Regions from separate parts of the Homo sapiens genome. Here region 1 is linked to region 2. Evidence: chromatin loops called from intact Hi-C (ENCODE). Cell type or tissue: GM12878. All regions are shown on one strand. Links, peaks and the distances in the headings refer to the core of each region. The heading gives the core; the rest is flanking DNA.

The links. Peaks named below come from ENCODE experiments on the same cell type or tissue, not always from the same donor. Only the 100,000 strongest peaks of a DNase experiment are listed, where the experiment ranks them.
Region 1: a loop joins it to region 2, with 5 times the contacts of the local background. A loop is called at or near these places in 11 of 110 quality-filtered maps.

What each region holds. Positions count from the first base shown.
Region 1 is chr20:48,783,335-48,794,968 of GRCh38, forward strand. The region is part of intron 1 of PREX1 (phosphatidylinositol-3,4,5-trisphosphate dependent Rac exchange factor 1); the gene reads right to left. Among named protein-coding and RNA genes, the nearest start is that of PREX1, 39 kb to the right of the region's middle. RefSeq lists enhancers at 1-10, 711-760, 5,085-5,144, 5,725-5,784, 5,885-5,984 and 2 more and a silencer at 6,864-6,963. In GM12878, for the core only: no CTCF peak of the experiment used is centred there; DNase peaks (open chromatin) are centred at 4,964 and 5,477; H3K4me3 peaks cover 2,777 bases; H3K27ac peaks cover 6,097 bases.
Region 2 is chr20:48,733,973-48,745,606 of GRCh38, forward strand. PREX1 (phosphatidylinositol-3,4,5-trisphosphate dependent Rac exchange factor 1) reads right to left here. Exons shown (of 40, transcript NM_020820.4): 3 at 11,053-11,175; 4 at 574-678. Among named protein-coding and RNA genes, the nearest start is that of PREX1, 88 kb to the right of the region's middle. RefSeq lists an enhancer at 6,620-6,729. In GM12878, for the core only: no CTCF peak of the experiment used is centred there; DNase peaks (open chromatin) are centred at 5,059 and 6,909; H3K4me3 peaks cover 1,617 bases; H3K27ac peaks cover 4,821 bases.

The DNA.
Region 1 (11,634 bases), core at 1,826-9,825, 49 kb after region 2:
CCTGAGCAAGTGGAAGAATGGAGGTGCCATTAGCTGAGATGAGAGAGAGAGGGAGGAACCAGTTACAGGGGCAAGATGAGGAATTTGGTTCAGCACATGTGTAGTTTCAGGTGTTATTTTAGATCCAAGTAGCAATGGCAAAGAGACAGTGGCCATACCCGGGTGCAATCCAGAGGTGGGGATGGTACAAAGGACACAAGTGACATCACCAGGAAGAGAAGAGGCCCACAGGTGGGGGCTGGCACCCCCAAACCATCGGAACCCAGGAGGCAGAGGAGAAATAACAAAGGACCTAAGCAGATGTACGGGAGGAAAACCGAGAGCCCACAGCACCCTGACACCGTGTCTCAATCATACCCTGCCTGTCTCAGGAGTGAGATTGGTCTCGACTACTCAGCAGCATCTCCCAGAACAAAGACACATCTTAAAATGTTTCTTCAGTATCCACTTCACCACTACCTGTTACCCAAGTACCCCAAGGAAGAAAAGTCATTGTCTTCAAAATACCCCAAATGAGCTGGCCACTTCTAAAGTGATTCCTGCTCAAACAGCTCACCTGCTAATGTCCCCTCCATGTCTTTATGGATCTCACGCTCCTGAATATACCACAGTCACAACACAAGGTGAACGGAAAGCAAATCAGTTGCAAAAGGAAACTGCAAATCCTGCAAAAGATGCAGGGTTTTATGACATCAGTGAAAGTGATGCTGGAGAACCACAGCTGGCTGCCAGGCAAAGCTATAAACAAATAAAGACCCAGGAGTCGCTGGCTCACAATGAGAGTGAAGAAAGCCCAGGAAGACCACATAAGAAGTTCCAAAGGAACTTTTCTGACCATCAGAGAGTGCACAAGAAGTCCAAAAACGGGCTCCAGGGGTTTTGCAAAATGACTCTTTATCATCATGCTATAAAGTGAAACCTTACATGAATGATGTGGCATCGTGTAATCATTTAATTTTATCAGAAAAATTACACATACCCCCAACAGTAAAAAATAACACTTGGTTCCCTCCTTGTTGATTCTAAGAATTCATGCAATGTTGTTATTACATTCTAAATACAGTTACTGACGGGATAAAATTCCACCTATTTTTAGGATTGTGGTTTTCTTCTTCAAAGTGAAGGACTCATCTAGACTCTACCCCCGCCACCCCACATTCTCAATATTGCTATGTTAGGGCCCATTTTCAATGAGTTCTCAGCAGCAGGCCTCATTTTGGTAACAATTATTCTGTGACAGTGAGGCCGTCCTGATCTGCACACTGCTGGACCGAAAGGCCTCCCCCTCTTCCCTAAAGAAGCCCCTTTTCTGGGGGTCAAGAAGCCGACCTGCCCACAGGAACTGGGAGCCCACCAGAAGAGAAAGGCAAGTGGGCGACTGGGCATGAAACCTTGGGAATTAAATGTCCTGGGTCCTCCTGACCCCACCTGAGCCCACAGCAGCTCCTTCCCACTCCACTGGCTGGACAGAAGCAGCCACAGCTCCCTGTGTGTAGCCAGCAGACCCTCCCTTGTGCAATCTCATTGAAGTATATACTTAAAATGGGTAGGTTCTTCCAGATATCATTTCTATTTCTTTCTCTCTTTTTTTTTTTTGAGACCGAGTTTCGCTCTTGTCACTCAGGCTGGAGTGCAATGGCATGATCTCGGCTCACTGCAGCCTCCATCTCCCAGGTTCAAACGATTCTCCTACCTAAGCCTCCCAAGTAGCTGGGATTACAGGCACCTGCCACCACACCCACCTAATTTCTGTATATTTAGTAGAGATGGGGTTTCACCATGTTGGCCAGGCTGGTCTGGAACTCCTGACTTCAGGTGATTCGCCTGCCTCAGCCTCCCAAAGTGCTGGGATTACAGGCGTGAGCCACTGCACCCAGCCAGATATAATTTCTATTTCGATGAAGCATATTTTTTTAAAGTGCTGATCTGCCTGTCAGCCTACTTCCTGCCTGGGGTCTCCTCTGACAAGCCCACAGGAGGTTTACCAGCAGTGGCTGCCCCGCTCCCACACCTGTGATGGGTGGCAGCCAACACCAGCCCAGAGGACACCTTTAGGGCCCACTCATCGAAGCTGCAAAGATGCTGAGCGCCACTGGTACCTCCACTGCCATCCATTCTGCTCAAGAAACTGGCTTTGGGTGGGACCCCCTGGTGGTGCCAAGGCTTGGCTCCAGCCACTGTGACCACCCAAGGTTCCCCAAACTCATCCACAGAGCCTGGCACCAGATAGCAGAGCGGCCAGCCAGGGCTGAGCTCAGGCCTCATCGCTGATGTTCGGACTCCAGGGACACCCCCTCTCACCCTACAGAAGTACCTGTCCCAGCTGGCCAGTCTCTTTGGGCTTTTACCTCCAACCTTCAAGATGTCACCACCTCCACCGGTGCCAGCAGCCCCTCTGCTTTCCCTCAGTAAGCCTGTGCACTCAGAGGGTTTTGATCCAAGGCATCAGCAGGAAAAAAAAAGTGCACCAATGTCCCCAAATTCATTCCATAAATACTGACGAGCCCCCATCATGTGGCAGGCGGTGGAGACGGAGGGCACAGGAAGACAGAGCTTACCTCTAGCAAAGGGAGACAGACAACACAGCAGCAGGCAAAGCCACAGGGCAGAAAGAGCCGGGATGGATGGGCCGGTGCCTTCCAGCAGGGGGTTCAGAAAAGGCCATGAGGAGGGTCCATGAAGACAGTGGGGCCTGAGCGGGCTCATGGATCACAGCAGGAAGAGAATGGGGCTGGGCTGGACCCGAGCATCTGAGGAGCAGCCAGGGGCCAGGATGGCTCTGGGCAGAGAAAGGGGGTGAGTCGGGGAGGTGAGGTCAAACCTGGAATCTAGGCCTGAACAAAACTCCCTGGGAGGGGTCCTGGTGGCATGCTGGGGGCGGGGGGTGGTAAGCAGCTGGACCCCCTTGGAGGACAAATAAGCAACAAATCTATTTGCCTCCTTTCAGGGCATGTAGGTTTTGGACTTTCTAAAGGGCTAGGCAAACCTACCCTTGGGGACCCATCCTACAGAGACCCTAGAACCTGGGCCCAAGACATGACCAACAAGGAGACTCAGGGAGAGGAGGGAGAGCAGGAGAGAAAGAAAGTGGCGGGGAAACGGGATAGGGTAGAAAAGGGAGGATGGGGGCCGGGCACGGTGGCTCACGCCTATAATCCCAGCACTTTGGGAGGCCGAGGCAGGTGGATCACCTGAGGTCAGGAGTTCGAGACCAGCCTGGCCAACATGGCAAAACCAGATCTCTACTAAAAATACAAAAATTAGCTAGGTGTGGTGGTGCACACCTGTAATCCCAGCTACTCAGGAGGCTGAGGTGGGAAAAATCGCTTGAACCCGGGAGGCAGAGGTTGCAGTGAGCCAAGATCATGCCACTGCACTCCAGCCTGGGTCACAAAGCAAGACTCTGTCAAAAAAAAAAGAGAAAGAAAGAAAAGAAAAAAAAGAGAAGAGTAGAAAAGAAAAGAAAGAGAAGGAAGGAAAGAAAAAGAGAGAGAGAGAAAGAAAGAAAAAGAGAGAGAGAAAGAGAAAGAGAGAGGAGGGTAGGGAGGAGAGGAAAGGGAGAGGTGGAGGGGAGGGAAAGAGGAGGAGGCGTGGGAAGGACAAGAGGTCACAAGGATGCGACTCCTGACCCTCCCAGCCCCCCCTCCCCACAACACACTCCAAGAACCTCTCAGAAGCCCCCTTGAGCATAAGATGCTGATGACCCTCTGGGGACCCATTCTCTGGGCCTCACTGGTGGCTAGAAACGTCCAGCAAAGGCTGCGAGAAGCGGGCTGGAAGGCCATTCCTGACACCCTCCTTCCTCACCATGGTGACGGGCGACAGTGCCCACCGCCCCTCAACCCTGGCCCTCCCTGAGGAGGCCTGGGGAGGATTCTTCCTTTTAGCCCTGGAAACAGACCCTGACACTCGTGTCTGCTTCCCCCGATCCCAGGACGACACGGCACTTATGAATACATAAATCTCATAATCATGTAAAAGCTGGCTCTGTCTAGTGATTTCTTTTCAAAGACATCATAAAGGTCCTTTATAAACAAACAAAAAAAAAAAAGAAAGAAAGAAAAAAGGCTGATTCCAAAACATCACACATTACAAGTGTTTGAAGGAACAGCGAATGCCCGCTGGCAGCAAACAGCCCCCGGCCAGCCGGGGTCCACAAGAGAATGTTTCAGAGGCCTGAGCACTCTCGAGCTCATTTACTCTCTCTGCTGCTCCCCACATTATGGATTTATGTAAGCAGGACGACGAAAACCCTCGTCTTCCCCCTTACATTAAAAAAAAAAAAAGCAACCATAAAACAAAAAACAAAACAAAACAAAAAAACATTTTTGCAAGGAATTTTATAAGCTGATCTGGAGAACAGAAGAAGGACTAAGGAAACCCCTAAAGAAGTCTGGTTGCAAAATGTTCTGAAAAGAAAAAACAAACTTTTAACACAGGAACACCCAATGATACATTTTTTAAGTCTAATTTTGAAAAATGATCAAAACACTTTTTTTCCCCAACATTACAAATTACAAGTGGCCACCAGATGCTGGAGGAGGGAAATATGGCTGTGGTTTGTTTTATCTTCTCTGTTTTTAAGAAACCTCAAAATTAGGGAAGTCACATATACACAAGCAAAGGCAAGGCAGGAAAACTGCCGATGTGGGAGCTAAACTTCACTTGCAGATGGCGGAGGCTTCGAGATTAACGCACCCAGGAATCAGCCACATCCAGCCCTAGAGCGGGGGACCATGAGAGAATGTGTGCAAACCCAAATTGAACTTGTAATTCACTTGATGGATTTAAAAGGCCCGTGGGAAGTTTTCTGTAAGCCGGGAACATTTTGCTGCTAAGAAAGCCCCACCACCCAGGGAACAGGCGGGCAGTGTCCTCGAGCCTTTTGCAGGATAGAGGCAGATGTTTGGAGATATGATGTAACCTGGGTGAGTGAATTCATTCAAAGATGAGTCATGAAAGCAGCCCTCAAATGTCCTTCAGAAATCTCAGTAGCAGAACACAGAGCTTGGACCCAAATGCCCACCTACCACCCTCAAACAGGAAGCTCCCCTCTTTCAAAGAAGCTCTGGCCCTGAGGATGATGGCAGGCTTCAGCTCTTTGGCCACCAGCTTCTATTCCCTCATTTTACCGTAAAGTACCCTGATGCTGCTTGAAAGGTGTTGCTCATCCCCCACCTGAGGCACACAGAGCACAGGATGAAGCCAATTCTTTGTACGTTGAGCCCCTAGATCAAACTCTACCTGAAGCTGTAGGTCTAGCTTCATGGGCTATTATACTTCTTCTCTTATATGAGTCTGACTGGTTTGGGTTTTCAGTCACTGCTATGGTTTGAAGGCATCCCCCACATTTCATGTGTTGGAAACAAATACCCGCTGTGGCAAGATTCAGAGGTGGGGCCTGTAAGAGGTGACTGGCTCATAAGAGGCTCTGCCCTCATGAATGAATTAATGCATTCACGGATTAACGGGCTAATGGATGAATGGGGTATCATGGGAGTGGAACCGGTGGCTTTGTAAGAAGAGGAAGAGAAACCTGAGCTGGCGTGTTAGTGTGCTCAGCCCCCCTGCCACGTGATTCCCTAAACTGCCTCGAGTCTCTTTAGAACCCCCAAGAACGTTCTCACCAGATGTGGCCCCTCCACCTGGGACTTCTCAGCTTCCATAACTGTAAGAAGAAAGTTTCTTTTCTTTATAAATTACCCAGTTTCAGGTATTCTGTTATGAGCAACAGAAGATAGACTAAGACACTCACTCACACATTGAGCCCCACCATGCAAGGATTAAATAAAACCCTGACTTTAGCTAGAACCTTCAAAGTTCGGCCATGTCTACCCCTTCCAAATAACCACCAATTCAGAATGGAACAAGTTCCTCCAATGTCATGGAAGGTTCCCAGCTTCACCCAACTTCACAGTGCGATCTACCATCTGCTTCCTCAACATCTCCATCCACCTTCATCACGGGACAACCTGCAGAGCCTCAGGCCCTGACTCTGCTCCTCACCACAGAGGTTTTCTGAGTAATAATGATGGTAATAACAACATCATCAACAGTCAGGGCTTGCTGAGAGCTCAGGATGGGCCAGTGGGCTTGCTCTAAGCACGTTCATATGGTTATCTCATTTAATACAACACCCTTAGCAGTGGGTATCATTAGTCTCCCCGTGCTATAGATAAGGGAGCGGAGTCACCTGCCCAGAGTCACACAGCTTGTCTGTGGCAGGGCCAGGCTATCAGCCAGCCCCCACGCAGCCACTTGAAATGAGTATTTTTATGTTGATATGAGTAACTATGGCTATCATATCAAAACCATTATTTCATGAACATTATTAAGCTGAGACTATAAAGTTTTTAAAAAGGGAGGAGGTTCAGATTGAGTAAAAATATTATATAGACAATGTTGTGACTGGTATTTGAATATTATACAAATCATAAGACTGATACTGAAATGAGTATATTGCAGGAAATACTGGACGGACAGATGAACAGACGGACGGATGACAAATGGATGGACAGATGGATGGACAGGTGGGTGGGTGGGGAGATGGATGGGTGATGGATAAGGAGGAAAGAAGAAGGGAGAAAAAGAATGAAGTGAAGAAGGGGAGGAAAGAAGGAGAAAAATGGGCCTGGCACGTAGTAGGTGCTCAACCAATATGCTGAATGAACCCATTAGCAAAGAAGTAGTAGAGTGCTGTAGTTAAGAGTGTGGGCTTTGAAGTCAGACTGCTGGTTCATGACTTGGCTCAGCCTTTCCTCGCTGAGGAACCCTGGGCATGTGACAAAACCTCTCTGTGCCCCAGTCTCCTGGACTGTGAAATGGGACAATAGGAACACTTCCATCAAGGCAGCCAGAAGAAATAAGTCAGTTAATGAATGCAGAATGCTCAGGACACAGCCGGATGCATCCTAAGTGCTTGGTAAGTGTCAGCTAACAATATGATGAGTAAGTTGTCAAATCCATTCTAGGGCTGACCCAGTCTAACCACCTCTCTATTTCAGAAGCAACCTCAAGTTCCACGAGCCTCCCCCGAAAGTAGGAACGGAAGAGAGGAAACAGAGGAACAAAAGGCTCCACTCTCCCCAGGCTCCAAGGAAAAAGGAGGGTGGAGGGCTGCAAGGTAATTTAAGAAGTTTAACAGGGAAAAAAAGTCTTCAACATGAGTGCGGAAAAAAAAAAGATAAATTCAATGGTCCAGGCTGCCTCTCGAGACAGCTAAATTCTGTTGTGCTCATTCTGCATGCTTCAGCTTTTCTTAGACTCTGAGGAGTTTTTGCCTAAATTAGAGCCTGCAATATGCTGAAGAGAAGAAAGGGAAGGTGAAGGGAGGCAGAGAAAGGATCAGGGGCCTGTTAGGCACGCCCTAGAGGAAGCCTGGCTGTTCCATCCACTCCAACACTGAATGCCGAGACAGTGAAAGTCAAATCCCAGCACCTTTCCCCACAGCCACAGCCACAAGCTGTGGGTTGCACCCAAGTCCCACAGCCCAGCCCTCAGTGCACTCAACACTTTCCCTGCCATATCCCAACATCCCCAGCAGCAGCCACCCAGATTCTCCAGAACATCTGCTTACCTCTACCCACCCTGTCCCCATCAGCTCCCACCCTCCCCAGTCAACTGAAACATTACTGGCTGCTCAGGTGACTGCTATCACCACCCGGGAACCCCAACACATATTTATTCCCAGGAATATGTGAGAGGGTGAGAGTGTGCGCATGTGCATGAATAATGCATACACTGTACTTATGCAAGGAGATATGCATGCAGAAAACGGCACCCCAGCTAGCTGACTTGGAACTGTGCAGATTCATGCACACACACACACACACACACTAATATCACTCCCTTCGGTAAACACAGACAGACAAAGCACACAGAAATAAATCGTTACCTTCGCGCTGCTGCTGCCAGATGGCAGAGCCTGGCATTGCTGTGTCTGCACGTCTGTGCATTTGTGTGTAATAATAACGGTGGCTGACATGACTGAGCTCCTACCACGTGCTGGACGCTGTCCTAAGTGCTGCATCAAACCCAGAGGAGGTGTTATTATTACCCGTTTCATAGCTGGGGAAACCAAGGCACAGAGGTCAAGTCATTTGCCCCAAGGTCACCCTGCTGGTGAGGGGTAAAGTCAAGGACTACAGAATAAGCACCCAATATGAGCAAGTCTCGTTTTATGACCCTGGGGGGTGACAGGGAGGAATCCCAAGATGACCAGCTGCCATGGGGGTCCTCAACAAGCCCACCGTCCCAGTGATGGGTCAGGTTTCAACACAATTGAAACGGACAAGAGCCAGAACTCCCCAGGAAAGAGGGGTGCCCAAGGTTCAGAAATGTTTGAAATCAAGTTCAGTGTCCAGCAAAGTCCTCACCACCAGCAACAAGTCAACCCGGGGGCAGAGTATGCAAACTGGCAACCCACAGGTTTGGCCCACAGTCATGTTTGGTTTGGCCCATGAAGTGTTTGTTAAAAATGTGATTGAGTTGCCAACTTTTAAAAATCGAGTGATTTCATACCAAAAACTCCACATTTCCTGCCATTGGAAAATGTCTTTAAGAAGTCAAGAGATCTGGCAATACCGGGCTCGAGTTCCCGCACGGGGACTGCTGCCTGGGGCTGAGAGGTGGCTGCTTGCTTGACATGGGACATGTGCTCCAGAAGGCACAGATTGGGGTTGGGGGCCTGCCTGTGGGGGCTCACTTCTGTGCCTCAGTTTCTTCATCTGTAAAACAGCTTCCCCATAGGACTGGTGTCTGGCACCCAGCAAGCACTCAATAAATGTTAAATAGCACTGCTGTCTCCCCAACATCCAAGGCCCAGGGCTTGAGGCATTGTTTTATAAAAATAAGAGCTAAGGCCAGGCGTGGTGGCTCATGCCTGTAATCCCAGCACTTTGGGAGGCCAGGTGGATCACCTGAGGTCAGGAGTTCGAGACCAGCCTGACCAACATGGAGAAACCCGGTCTCTACTAAAAACACAAAATTAGCTGGGCATGGTGGCTCATGCCTGTAATCCTAGCTACTCAGGAGGCTGAGGCAGGAGAATCACTTGAACCCAGAAGGCAGAGGTTGCTGTGAGCCAAGATCGCGCCACTGCACTCCAGCCTGGGCAACAAGAGCAAAACTCCATCTCAAAAAAAAAGGAGCTAACACACATCTAGCACCCGCGCTGTCCCAGGCTCTGTTCTGAGAGCTGTACTTTATGAACTCACTCAATCGTCCCAAGAAACCTATGAGACCATTCCTAGGTAAAAGCCCAAGAGAAATAAAAACTATCTCCATACAAAAACTTGTACACTCATGTGCATAGCAGTATTATTCATAGTAGCCAAACTGTCAAAACCCAAATGTCCATCAGCTAATGAATGGATAAACAAAATGTATATCCATATAATGGAATATGATACAGCCATAAAAAAGGAATGAAATTCTGACACATATTACAATGTGGAAGAAGCCAGATACAAAAAAAAAAAAAATACACACACACACACACACACACACACACACACACACATAGTATGATTCCATTTATATCCATTTATATGAAATGTCCAAATCTGTAGAGATAGAAAGTACATTAGTGGGCCAGGCATGGTGGCTCATGCCTGTAATCCCAGCACTTTGAGAGGCAAGTTGGGTGGATCACTTGAGGTCAGGAGTTCGAGACCAGCCTGGCCAACATTGCGATACCCCATATCTACTAAAAATACAAAAATTAGCCTGACATGGTGGTATGCGCCTGTAGTTCCAGCTACTTGGAAGGCTGAGGGGGGAGAATTGCTTGAACCGGAAGGCAGAGGCTACAGTGAGCTGAGATCGTGCCACTGCACTCCATCCTGGATAACAGAGCAAGAAACTGTCTCAAAATAAATAAATAAATACATACATACATAAATAAGTAGACTAATGGTTCCAGGGATTGGGGAAGTGGAATAATGGGGAGTGACTACCAATGGGTTTGGGTTGTTTTTCAGGTGTGATTAAAACGTTCTGAAATTAGAAGATAGTGACAGTTACACAAGCTTCTGAATATACCAAAAGCCACTGGAGTGGACACTTTGGGGAATTCCTTATGGCATGTGAATTATACTCAATTAAAAAATTAAAAAGAGAAACACCTATGAGATAGGCATTCTTGTTATTCCCATTTTACAGATGAGAAAACCAAGGTACAGAGAGATTAAGGGTAAAGAGATGTTCCTCTATATCCACATCGATGTTGAAAGTAGAGAGACAAAGTTAGGGGGAGAGGGTTACGTGATTTTTCCTGCACTGGCTGCTTTACCGGTCACAGCCATAGGGATCTGGATTTGCAACCCTTGCTCGGGCAAATCATTTACTCTCTCTGAGCCCGAGGCAAAGGCCAGACAGGAATGGCTTTTCTCTTAATCTTGATCCCTCTCGGGTCCCCAAGGACCCTACAAGTCTGGAGCATTACATGGAAGCATTACTTATTCATATGTAAGGGTCAGTTCTGGCCATTAATAAATGATGATTTTAACGACTCACAGTGGTCCACTCCCAGGGAAATGGGAAGAAACCATTCTGGGTTTTCTAGGTCCAAGCCCTTCACATGGCTGGCTCAGATGTCAAAGCAAGTGGCTCAGTAGCCCATCTCCTCCCAAGTGTCTGGCCAGGAGAAGAACCCCTTACTCACCAGGCAGAATATGACCTCACCGGGCTAAAGGATCCCCTCACTCACTAGAAGCCCCCATGGGACAAGAGGACCCCTACCCCACAGAGTGGGAGGACCCCCTTATGAACACCCCCATAATTTGGAGCAGCAGGCTCTCACTGAGCTACTGGGAGCTGCAAACGAGCCCCTCTAAACCAAGGCCCTGTCTCTGAGCACGGAAGGGACCTCAAGGTGCCCTGCACCTCATTCTCAGATGCAGGGACCAGCCTGTGAATGAAGTATCAGAAGCCAGACAGTGAGAGGGAGAAACAGAGGGAGATAGGGGCACAGAGAATGAGACTGAGACAGAAAAACAGAGAGAGGGAAGGCAAGGGGCGGACAGAGAGTCCTGAAGGAAGCTGGAGGCAAAGCTGGGAAGACAGAGCTAACCAGGACAATGAAAACAAGAGCTCTCTCTCCACTCCAGAAGGAAAGAGGCCAGGAGGCAGAGAGGAGGCCCAGCAGGAGCCTTTGCTTGGGGTCCTTCCCACACTGCAGGGCAGCACCAGTACTGCCCAGGAGCCCCCATCAGTGGGTGGTGGGGGTGGCTTCCCAGCCAGGCTGGAGCCTGCCAGGGCAGCCTCTGCAGAGGAGGAGGCCGGCTGGTCAGGCTGGGGGCTGGGCCGGGAAGTGCCAAGCACCCAGCCAGGTTGCCATGGCCACGGAGACAAAGAGAGGGGCTGAGGAGAGGCCCAGGGACAGGGTCCCTAAGAGGGGCCCCGGCTGCCTACAGTCCTCGGGGACTGGGCCTTGGATGTTGGGGAGACAGCAGTGCTATTTAACATTTATTGAGTGCTTGCTGGGTACCAGACAGCAGTCCTATGGGGAAGCTGTTTTACAGATAAAGAAACTGAGGCACAGAAGCGAGCCACTGCAGTATCTCATAGGGGTTTTTGTGACTAGCCTATGAGTTGATTAAGTGAAACTCTTTAGTACAGTTCCCAATGTATTGA
Region 2 (11,634 bases), core at 1,702-9,701:
GAACTCCTGGTCTCAAGTGATCCACCCGCCTCGGCCTCCCAAGTGCTGGGATTACAGGCGTGAGTCCCCGCACCTGGCCGCTTAAGCCAGTTTTAATTGGATTTTCTTTCATTTATAATTAAATAATCCTAAAAATACTAGTAATCCTAATAACCATCATAATGACAGTAGTATTAATAATTACTACTCTTGCTGCCATTTTTAATAGAACCCTTACTTTAGACCAGGAATGGGCAAAGTCAACCCTAATCTGGCCCTCTGCCTGTTTTTGTAAATAAAGTTTTATTGCCACACAGCCACACCCACTCCTCTACACATTCTCTAGGGCTGCTTTCATGCTACAATGGCATGAGCTGAGTCGTGGTGACAGAAACTGTATGGTACGCAGAGCCAAAAATATTCCCCAGCTGGCCCTTTATGGAAAAGGCTTGGCGATCCCTGCTTTAGGCAGGAGATTACCCCAGCCAAGGAAAGGATTTGGCACCATGGGGCAGCATGAAGTCCTCTTGTGCCCAGATTCCACAAGGATGAGGCCGAGTGCAAGGGAGCACCAGGGCTGACGGGTCAACTTACCAAAAGGAAGGCGCGCACGGTAGGGATCTTGTTCAGCTCCACCAGCAGCCTCAGGGCTTTCTCATGGTTGCTGCAATACTCCTCGTACACGCAGAACTTGTCCTTCTGCAAGACAAGGACAGAGCCTGTGGGAGGCAGGTCATGGTAGCAGGCAGGTGCCCTGACACATGCTGACCACTGGGCTGGTAGGGTAGGGGTAAGGACTACCCTGACCCAGGAGAAGCTACAGCAGGAGGTATCTCAGGTAAAGCGGCTCCACTCACTACCAGCTTCCCAGCCTCCACTCTTGCCCCAGGTCTGCACTCAGGGGCCTGAATAACTTTTTGGGAAGCAGTGTGGCCTGGGGGTCAAGAGCATAGACTCAAGAAGAGCAGCCTGGGCTTGCACCACGGCTCTGTATTTCCTGTGAACCTGGGCAGGTTACCTGACTTCCCTGTGCCTCGGTCTCCTTATCTGTAAGGTAGAGTTAATAAAAGTCCCTAAGTCAGAGTTGTTATAGCTGGGGGCTAGCTCTGTTGACCTCCAGATGCCCCTGAGCCCAAAGATGTACTCCTTCCAGACTAAAGGTCACCTGTGGGTCACTAGGTCCAGAACCATCAGTCAGGGTTTCCCGTACTGGAAGAGACAGGAGCCTTCTTAGCAGGAAGCTCTCAACTGAGCATTCTTGGTTCCAGATGGTTCACAGAACCCGCCAAACCCTAAACAAGGATGGCGTGGGTGAGGTCACTGGAGGAGGAAGGGTTGCAAGGCCTCAATCCTGAGCTAGGGATGGGGGTGTGCAAGAGACCCGAACAAGCTAAGGAAGGAAGAGGTGGGTCCACAAAGCAAGCAGCTCATCTTGTTTCTAAACAAGCCCCCAGATGGCCTTCCGATGGGAGGCTGCAGGAAATAGGAAACCAAAGAGAAGGGAGGATGGGTTTAGAATTAACAGGCATCCCCAGCCCACCCCAGCTCACTCTGGGGGCTCTGTGTGCATCATCTGAGCAGACACCCTGAGCCACAAAGTGCCCAGGTCAGTGCTGATGGCTAACACAGAGTACATACCCAGCACATAGTACAGGCTGCCCAGCATGTAGTACAGGCTGCCCAGCATGTAGTACAGGCTGCACGCTGCTCTCCTGGAATGGGGGTGAACTCACTCATTCCCCACGACAGCCTTACATGGTAACTACTGTAACAGACTCACATACCCATGACAAAACCAAGGAAAAGTTGCTTCCCCAGGGTCTCGCCGCTAGTGCAGTGGCAGAACCAGGACTCAAACCCCCTTAACCCCAGTGACAGTGTCAGCTCAAGGTCATGGCATAGGGTAGGGATGGGAGTGGGAGGCAAATACCCAGGGTACAAATTTCAAGCCACAAATCTAGACTAAGCTGCATCCCAAGGGCACTACACCAGAATACTGAAGGGCACAGAGTGACTCCAGAAACCCAGTTCCACATTCCCTAAGTAGAGGGTGACCTTGGGCAAGTGCTTCTCCTCCCTAGGCCTTGGTTTCCTCACCTGCAAAATGGACATCATAACTGACCTTCAACACTTAGGATGCTGGAGGATGAAATAACTTAATATATGTGAAATGAGTAGAACGGTGTCTGGCACACAATACTTCACAATACTTCAATACCACACAATACTTCAAAGTACTCTACAAGTATTAACAACAAACATAAACACAATCGACAAACATGGATCAATGGGGGAAAATATCAGACAAACCATGTTACAATTACCCACAGTGCACCCCCATACACACACACATACCACAAGACACACAATCTTGATGCATATTCCAAGAAACCACACAATGATCTCAAGCATTACAGCATGCAAACTACATGCTCCAAACACCACCACCAATGTCAGCATGCACATGGACACATGCACTGAGTCACAAACCACCACTCACTCATCAAGTATCTGCAGTCCACTGAGATGCCAACACATGGCAAGGAAGGAGAAGAGGGGACCCCAGCACCCCCAACACTGCCCAGGCAGACCTTTTTCTATTCCCACTTGTCTCAAATGGGCCTAAGGGACCATCAAGGCCAAAAGAGCTGGGTGAGTAGATGTCTGAGCTGCAGGGGATCACTCAGCCGTAGGTAAAACCTTGTGAGTGGGGGCTGCTGGACACACCTGGAACCAGGATTTCAGCTGCAGACTGTGGTGATGCAGGCTGCAGGGAAGAGGAAGAGGAAGAAAGAGTACAACTATTTTGTTGTAGGTGACAGGAACTGGCCTGTCTGGAAACCTGCTCCTGCAGAGAAGACTTGCAGTGACATAAAAAGCCACCATGACCACTCTCACCAACCACTATCAGCATCAACCCTGTAAGTGCCAAGGAGAAGTTCTGCAGCCAGACCATCTAGGTTCATAGCCCAAGTCTCCCGGTCACCAGCTCTTGGTCAAGACAAGTAACATTTCTTGGCCTCTGCATTCTCATCCATAAAGTACAGACAACAATATCATTACCATAATGGTGTTGTGAGGATTGGCAGGTGAATTTATATTAAGGGACTTCCAATGGTGCATAGTAAGTGTTCACTAAATATTAACTAGTATTATTATTGCTTAATAATGTTGTTGCTATTATCACCAGCATGATTATTTCAGAAACTTCATTACCTTTTTTATTGAACAGGGTAGGGCAGTAGGTGGGAAGGTTTTGACAGCAAAAAAAAAAAAAAAAAAAAAAAAAAAAAGACAGGCAGAGTCAGGAGGAAGGCAGCAGATAGACTCGTGGGTTTAGGGAAAGCATCGGGAGGGTCCCAGGCAGATTTTGGGAATTATGATGGTCCCTGACCCCAGGATGTTTTACGTCTCATTCATGCACTGTCCTTCTCCCCTGAATCTCCTGGGACTGTCAGCTCCATCGGGACGGCGTTTTCATCTGTTGAGGTCACTGCTGTGATGTCAATGGGGTCAGCGGCCACTGGCAGAGAGCAGGTATTGTGACTATTTGATGAATGAAAGGAAGAAAAGAGAAGGAGGAACGGAGAGGCTAAAGGGCCCTCAGACCAGCTCTGTGCTTCTTCCCAGGCTGGTCCCACCCCACCCCAGGGACCATAAGTGAGCACATGACCCAGACAAAACCAATCAGAGTTCCCCGTCCTAATAACAGTGGCCATGTGACCCAAGCTGGGCCGCAAGAGCCCGCAAGGACTCGAGCTGGAATCACTGGGAAGAGAAACTCTCTTTGAGCTGCTGTTGAACCCCTGCCACCATGTGAGGCATGCACCCCATAAGCCCCTCCCATTCTCCAAGAGTGAAATCAGCACTGCACAGATAAAAGCAGAGCCTGAGATCAGAGAAAGACCTGGTCCTGAAATCATCATACGGAGTCCTGGATCTAGCTATGCCTGAAGCCAACCTACACTCCTGAACAATTTCACTGACATGCATCAGTAAAGTCCTGTATTTGTTTAAGCCTATCTGAACTGGTGTTTCTGTCACGTACAGCAAAGACAGTTTTGATACATGCACACTCTTAAAGGCAGAAAATGAAAGACATGGACCCAAATCTTAGTGAGGTGACAGGGTCTCTCTGTCCATCTCCACAGAGATGAAGGGAAGGGACTGGGCCAGAAAGCAGGGACAAATCGGTTTCTTCCCACATACCAACCCCAGTCACTGGGTAGTGCCAGCTGGAACACTGGTGAGGAGGATTCTGGGGCCCCACAGGAAGCCTAGAGACAGAATGCTGTGATTGATTAGGAATGTCTGCCACAGGTGCAGGAGAGGGGGTAACAAGCTCACCACTGGTTTGTCATTCCTCATCCCCTGAGCCCCCTTCTACGACAAGGTCTGCAATGTTTTCCTCTCCTTCAGCCTGTGGGAAGGGCAGGGGCCCAACGCTTGAGGCTTGGAGAAGTTAAATTTAGCAAAGGACAACATCCCCTCTGCAGCACCGTGCCCAGTTCAATCACGCCTGTGTCCTTTCATCCAGCCTGACCCCAGCTGCATCTCAGGCCTGAGACCCTGCAAATACGGAAACGCTGCTCTTGACAGCTCAGAGTCCAAGTGTTCCATTTCCTCCTGGAGGCCCGACATGGGGCTCTGATTGCTTTGCCAGGAAGAAACGGACAAACAGTTGTGCATACACAGATGTGGTGGGTACGGAACATGTGGCTGTGGGTTTGGGGGGAGAAGGGGACAGCTGCTGGCTGGAAACAGCCAGGGGAGGGGAGCTCACCCCCAGGAAAGGCTCAAGGATTGTGAGAGGTGGCAGCTGCTGTCCACAATACCCAGGTGACAGTGGCTCCACAGAGACCATCAGCTCCAAACCACTCATTTCACAGCCAGCAAGACTAAGACCCAGAAGAGGGAAGGAGCTGGCCCATGCAGACATATTCTCCAGTGGGGAGGAGAGAAGTGAGAATCAGGTCTCAGTTTCTCAACAGTCTCCCCAAATTATTTACCCATCCATACAGCTGTGGGGAGAGGGGGGTTAAAACAGAAATCAGACCACACTACTCCCGTGCTTAAAACCTGCAATGGCTTTCACTGACTCAGAATAAGATCTACAGTCCTCACCTCGGCACGCAAAGCCCTACAGGATCTGCCCTGCCCCCACTATGACACCCTCAAACTCTCTCTATCACTCACTCTGCTCTGGCCACGCCAGTCTCCCTTCTTCTCTCAAATGAGCTAAGCTTGCTCCCAGCTCAGGGCTTCTGCCCTTTCTCACCTTGGTCCAGACCACCCTCCCCAAGATCATCCCATTCCAACCCCTCAGAAAGGCCATCCCACCCTTGGGTTGCCAGATATAAAATAAACCCCAGGATGCCCAGGTGAATGCTCATTTCAGACACATATTTTTTTTAGTATAAGTATGTCTCAAATATTCCATAAGACATGTTTCCACTAAAAAATTATTTGATGTTTACCTGAAATTCCAATTTCCCTGGGTGTCCTTTGTTTTCATTTGCTAAATCTAGCAGCCCTGGCCCTGACCTCCCGATTGAAAGCAACCTCAGGCAGAGTCACTCTTTACCACATCTGCATTTTATGTTCTTCACAGTCTGCACTGGCATCTGAAATGACCTCATTTGTTAAATTACCCTCTGTTTCTCCCACCTACGAGCCGCGTGGCAGCACGGAGCAAGTCTGTCTTACTTAGTACAGCATCCCCAGGGTCTAGTGCAGAGCCTGGCACACAGGAGATGCTTACTATGTATTTCAGGAGACCTCATCACATAAGAGTAAAAAACACAGACTCTACAGCCTGACTGTGTCAGCTCAAATCCTGGCTCTGATGCTTCCTAGCTCTGTAAGCTTGCCCTATAACTTAATCTCTCTGGGCCTTGGTTTCCTCATCTGTAAAATGGGTACAATAATAGTAACCACCTTTAAAGAGTGTTGTGAAGTTTTAATGAATGCATATCTGTAAGGCACAGAGAACAGAACCCAGCACAAAGAAAATGTCCACTCGGTGCTAGTTTATGATAAACTCAGTAGTTAGTGGTTGGGTTTTGGGGAAAGGGGGTGAGGGACTCTTCCCCCATCTGATCAGTTAGGTGACACTAGCGGGCTGGACTGTGGGCCAGGGCCCCTTCCTCTCCTGGAGAGCCTGTCTGCAAGAGCTCTGTTCCCGATTAGCATCTCACCAGCCCAGATGCTGCCATGGCCATGGGAAAATGTTTCCAAGCAGGGAGTAAATGGAGTAAACAAGCCTGGGAAGGAGAGTGGACCCAGCACCTCTTTCCTTTGGGGCTGCAGTGGATGCCATGGTGCACTCCTCAAATGCCTGTCACAGAGACAGAGACACCCCTTACCCCAGGTGCTGGGAGTGCTGGCTGACAATGACCCTCAGCTAAGGCCCTCTCCTAGAGCTGCCTTCAGCCTAAGAGGGCCACCTGTCTGAGGCGGTACACCCACTCCTGAGGACAGCCCACTGGGCAACAAGGGTGCAAAGGCCTTGCCCACTTGCTGCAATTGTGCATAATCTGAAGAGCTATCCTAGTTCCAGAGTTCCTTCCAGATGGGACTATCAGTGGCTGGGGTGGAGCCTCTGCAACCTCTCCTTTAGCTGCTTCCAAGGGCCCACCTGTGTGCAAATCGCCAGCTTCCAGAAACCCAACCTACAGAGGTGTGGCCTTTAAAACTCCTGAGACAGACTGACTCAACCTATCCTCCGTGAGCAGGCAGGAAGAGGCGTGATAATTTTAATTTTTAATTAAAAAGATGATTTTAAATTAAAAAACACTGTATCACACACTGAGAACGCTGGCTCCTTTTTCAATAGGTCCAGTTAGCTCAAGGAGGGTCTTAGCTGGTGTGATGTAAGCAGCCTCAGGCTGAAAGGCTCAAGTAGTTAAGAGTTTCTAGATAGAATGCGGTAATACCGTTTGGTTTCTACTGCATTTATTTTGACAATTACCTTCTATTTATAGCACTCATTTTCTATTTTCAATGATGATGCAAATTTCTCTTTTTAAATAAGTTCACTGAAGTTTTGTTAAGTGAATCAATTTTTTTTTTTTTTGAGACGGAGTCTCACACTGTTGCAGGGGCTGGTGTGCAGTGGCACAATCTCGACTCACTGCAACCTCTGCCTCCCGGGTTCAAACGATAAGTGAATCAATTTTTTAAAGCATTAAACAAATAATAATACAAAGAATACTCAGATATAGCAAAAATTACAAACTTAGCGTGTGAGCTGAACTGAAGAACACTGGCTTAGCCCTTAGGATGGCCTAAAGCCCACTTCTGCGGCTGGCACAGTCGTGACCTTGAGCTTAACCTTTCTCTCAGTTTGCTTGCATGTCCAGAGGGCAAGTGAGCTTGGGGCTCGATTTTTTTTTTATTTTATTTTTTGTTTTGTTTTGTTTGTTTTCAGACAATGTCTCACCCTGTCACCCAGGCTGGAGTGCAGCGGCATGATCTCAACTCACTGCAGCCTCAACCTCTTGGGCTCAAGCAATCCTCCCACCTCAGCCTCTCAAGTACCTAGAACTACAGGTGCACATTACCATGCCCGGCTAAGGGGCTGAACTATTTCTGATGCAGAGACAGAGCAGTGAACATGACAGAGTCCCTGTCCTCATGTTGTTTATATTCTAGGGAGAGACAGACAATAAGCAAAAAGGGGCAAAAGATCCGATGTGTCAAAGGGTGATGCGGACTGTTCTGTTGAGAATGACAGAGTAGGGGAGGGGCGCGGAAGGGCAGGAGTGCAGCAACTTAAACAGGAGGGCATGGAGGCCTTTGCGGAGAAGATGGCATTTCCAAAAAGCTTTCAAGGCAAGAAGGGAGAGAGCCGCAGGGATGTCTGAGGGAACTGGTCCAGCAGAGGAAGCGGCCTGGGGTGAGAATGGGCTTGCCATGTTCTGGAACAGCGAGGAGATCCGTGTGGCTAGAGCCAGGGGAGCAAGTTCCGAGGAATGAACAGGGCCTGGCGGGCTGTGGGGATTTTATTCCAATGAGGCAGGAACCTTTGGAGGGTGCTGGGAGAGGGGTTGAAGAGATCTGATTGATGTTTCCAGCAGGTCTCTCTGTTGGCTCAGGGGAGAACCAATCTCCAAAATACTTCATCTCTGTCAAAGCCTCCGACATTCATCCTTGTGCCCGGGCATCACAGCAGCTTTGTGAGGCTGGAAGGACGGGAGCCCTGCTGAGGTGCAGGGGGGCTCATGATAGATCGCCTGGAATGGGGCTCAGTGATCCCAGGTCTGGGCACCCTGCACAAAGTCACACTCCAGAGAAGCCTGGGAGGTGCCAGAAAGCGCTGGATCACGTGAACAGATGCGCACATTACCCAAGTGAGAAACAATTCCTGAGCACTTATTATGTGCCAGGTTCTACCAACGTCATTCATTCTCTCAACCACCCTAGAAGGTGAGTTTTGTGATACCCACTTTACAGATGAGAAAACTGAGGCACAGAGAGGTAAGGTCATTCTCCCAGGATCCCAGAGCAAGGAAGTAGCAGAGCTAGGATGCAAAGTCGAGCAGCTGGGCTCTAAAATGCTTGATCTCCCAGGCCCAGGGAGGATGCCAGGAAGGCCCCAGCACAGAACAACTTCCCACAAAGGCCTAAACATCCACCCTCCACACGTCATGACTCTGATGGTAAGTGCAGCCTTCACCAGGTGCCTAGTTTGATGAGGCTACATGAGGAGGGTCCCAGGTAGCAGAAGAGAGGACACGGAAAAGAGGTTGCTTCATGCACACTGAACTCCCCGTCCCCAGCCCCCCAGCCCTCCGCTGCATCTCTGAGCAAGTCAGGAATCCTGCAGAAAGAGAGAGGTGAGAATAGCCCCGCTGTGTCCTCAGGGTCCAGGGCTCCTCACTGACAAGCGAGTTAAACCCACTTCCCCACAGCCTCTGGGGCTCAGACAGAGAAGCCAAAGGAATGAGGGGGGCCAGGGCTTTTGGCAAACTGGACAGTGCACCTTGAGGACCCTTTCTCCCACTTTTGCTAAGTATAGGCAATCCTAAGCAAGCTCGGATCATGACATCACAGCCAACCCCAAGCCCACCCCCTCCAGGAAGCAGGCCGGAGTAACACTCACAGCTGACACGCGGCATTAGCTTGGTGCTGAGCCAGGTCATTCATCCTCATGACAGCCCCCTGCAGCAGGAATTGTCGTTACCCCCACTTTACAGAGTTGGAGACTGAGGCCCTGAGAGGTGAAAGGACTTGCCCAAGGTCACTGGGCTGGCGAGCAGTAGAACAGGGATTTGAACGTTGGCTGTTGGCTCCAGAGAAAAAGCACTTCCTGTCTCCTCTGAACCCAAAGGAAAGACTGTCCCTCCCATCCTTTTCATTTTCCTATTCAAACACCTTTACTGCACACTGTGGCCACTTGCCCCTTCTCACCATCTCCACTGCTACCATGCTGGTCCGAGGCACCGTCATCTCACTTGGTGGGGTAACCTCTTAGATGTCTCCCGGCTTCCAGTTCTCCCTCCACAGCTACTCCCCCTCACAGCAGCCAAAGGGCCTGTGGACCACTTCCCTCCTCTGCTCAATGCCCTCCGCTAGCACCCAGCCCACCTGCGCCCCATTGTGCTCTTATTTGTCCAATTCCAAAGATGGAGGAGCGTCCGCTATGTGAATAGGAAGATAACGTCGACATTTATTGAGCACTTACTGTGCCAGGAGCTGCACTGAGCAGGCTCCTTGTATTATCTTGCTTAATCCTCACAATGTCCTGGATTTATCCCGTTTATGGGTAAAAGGACAATGAGGCACAGACAAGATCAGTCAACTTGCTGAGAGGACCACAGTTCATGAGTGGCTCAGCAGCCTGGCCAGAAGCTCTCCTTGCCCTCACTTTCACGTAGAGAGTGGCTGGCCCTTGGCTGAATGACTGCATCTTGGGGTAGTCTGCACGCCTGATCGCACATGAGACTTGCCCCCCATTGCCCTCTGAGGGCAAAGTCACACAGCTCCATCATCTTAGGCTCTAGCCACTCAGATGTGATCCCTTGGAGAAGTGAGTTAGTGATGATGATGATGATGATGATGATGATGATGATGATGATGATGAGTTAACAGTGGCCGAGTGCTGATACACCAAAGTTTCTCCACCTTGGCACCACTGACATTTGAGGTCAGATGATTCTCTGTTGTCGGGGCTGTCATGTGCATTATAGGATGTTTGGTGGCATCCCTGGCCTCTACTTACTAGAAACCAGTAGCACTCTAGAGCTAGGACAACCAAAAATGTGTCTGGACATTGCCCATTGTCCCCTGGGGGCCAGAATCACCCCAGCTGAGAAGCTCTGCTCTAGACTCTCTACCCGATTGCTTTACCTCTGAGTCTGGCCATCAACCTTAGGAGGTATACGGAATTGTCCCTACTTTGCAATTACAGGAGGAAATAGAGGCTCAGAGAGGCAAAGGAGTTTGGCTCACATCTCGTGCCCGTGAGGCTAGCTTGGGTTCTTCTGTCTGTGAGGGGGGTCCCAGGTAGTACAGAAAAAGAGGGTATGGAAAAGCAGTTGCCTTCCTTCTTCCAGCCTACCACCCACAATTCCAAATGCGTTAGTAATCTTGCAGGAAGAGAGAGGCTATTGCAACAAGCGTCAGCCTCTCTGACCAACAGCCCAACGGGGCACCCCAGGATCAGACACCCTTACTGTCCAGTGGGTGCCTGAGCCGGGACTCAAACCCAGGTCTGTCTGATGCCAAGTCCATCTCTTCTTGGCCACTAGCTACCTCTGATGGTCACTGTGGCAGAGGGGCCCCGCCAGGCCAGGAGGTCGCAGGACTCCAGGACACATGCATTCAGTGAGGGCCCACCCTCTATGTGGAGCTGAGGGAAAGGAGAGTCACTAAAAATGCCCACAGCCTGCTGGGCCTGACCTACTTCCCATAGTTCCAGGGATGCAGACTGGGCCCACCTGCCCACCTTGCTACCCCATCTCCCAGACAGGCCTACAGAGGAAGCTGGTGAAGGCGGATGGGGCAGGGACCCAGGGAGAAGCCCACTTTTCAAAAACTAGAGTCCACCAGGGGCAGTGGCATGGTACTCACGAATTTTAAGAAAACATTCCCAAGTTCATGCTGAGACTGCGGCTCCGGGTGTAAACAATACTCCAAGGCGGCCAAGAAATCCTTATGAACTTCCAGGATGTCTTCGATGTTCGAGAACAGGACCTGTGAGGAAAAGAGAGGCCAGAGGACAGCGTTAAGGCTCAGAGGGAGAGCAAAGCCAAGCACTGAAAAAATACAAACCTCGGTGCGGGTGACATTGTAGTCAAAGAAGAACTCTCAAACACCGGAACTGGTTTACCACTAATAGAAATCTTTGTAATAACAGAAATATTACCAATATTTATTTACTATAATCGGAATTAGTGACTAATCGTGTGTTAAGAACTTTATACGCATTCATAGAATCTAATCCCCACTGTAAATCTGTGAGATAGAAACTATTGTTATGCCCAATTTACAGATGAAGAACCAAGGCTCAGATAAAATAATATTCCCAAGGTCAAAGTCTTGCAAGCAGCTCCACATTTAGTATGCAGACATTCATCACAGTCAGACACAACTGCTGTGTCCAGCTACAGGACGATGTTGAAATTACAAGTATATTTCCATGCACTCATTAAA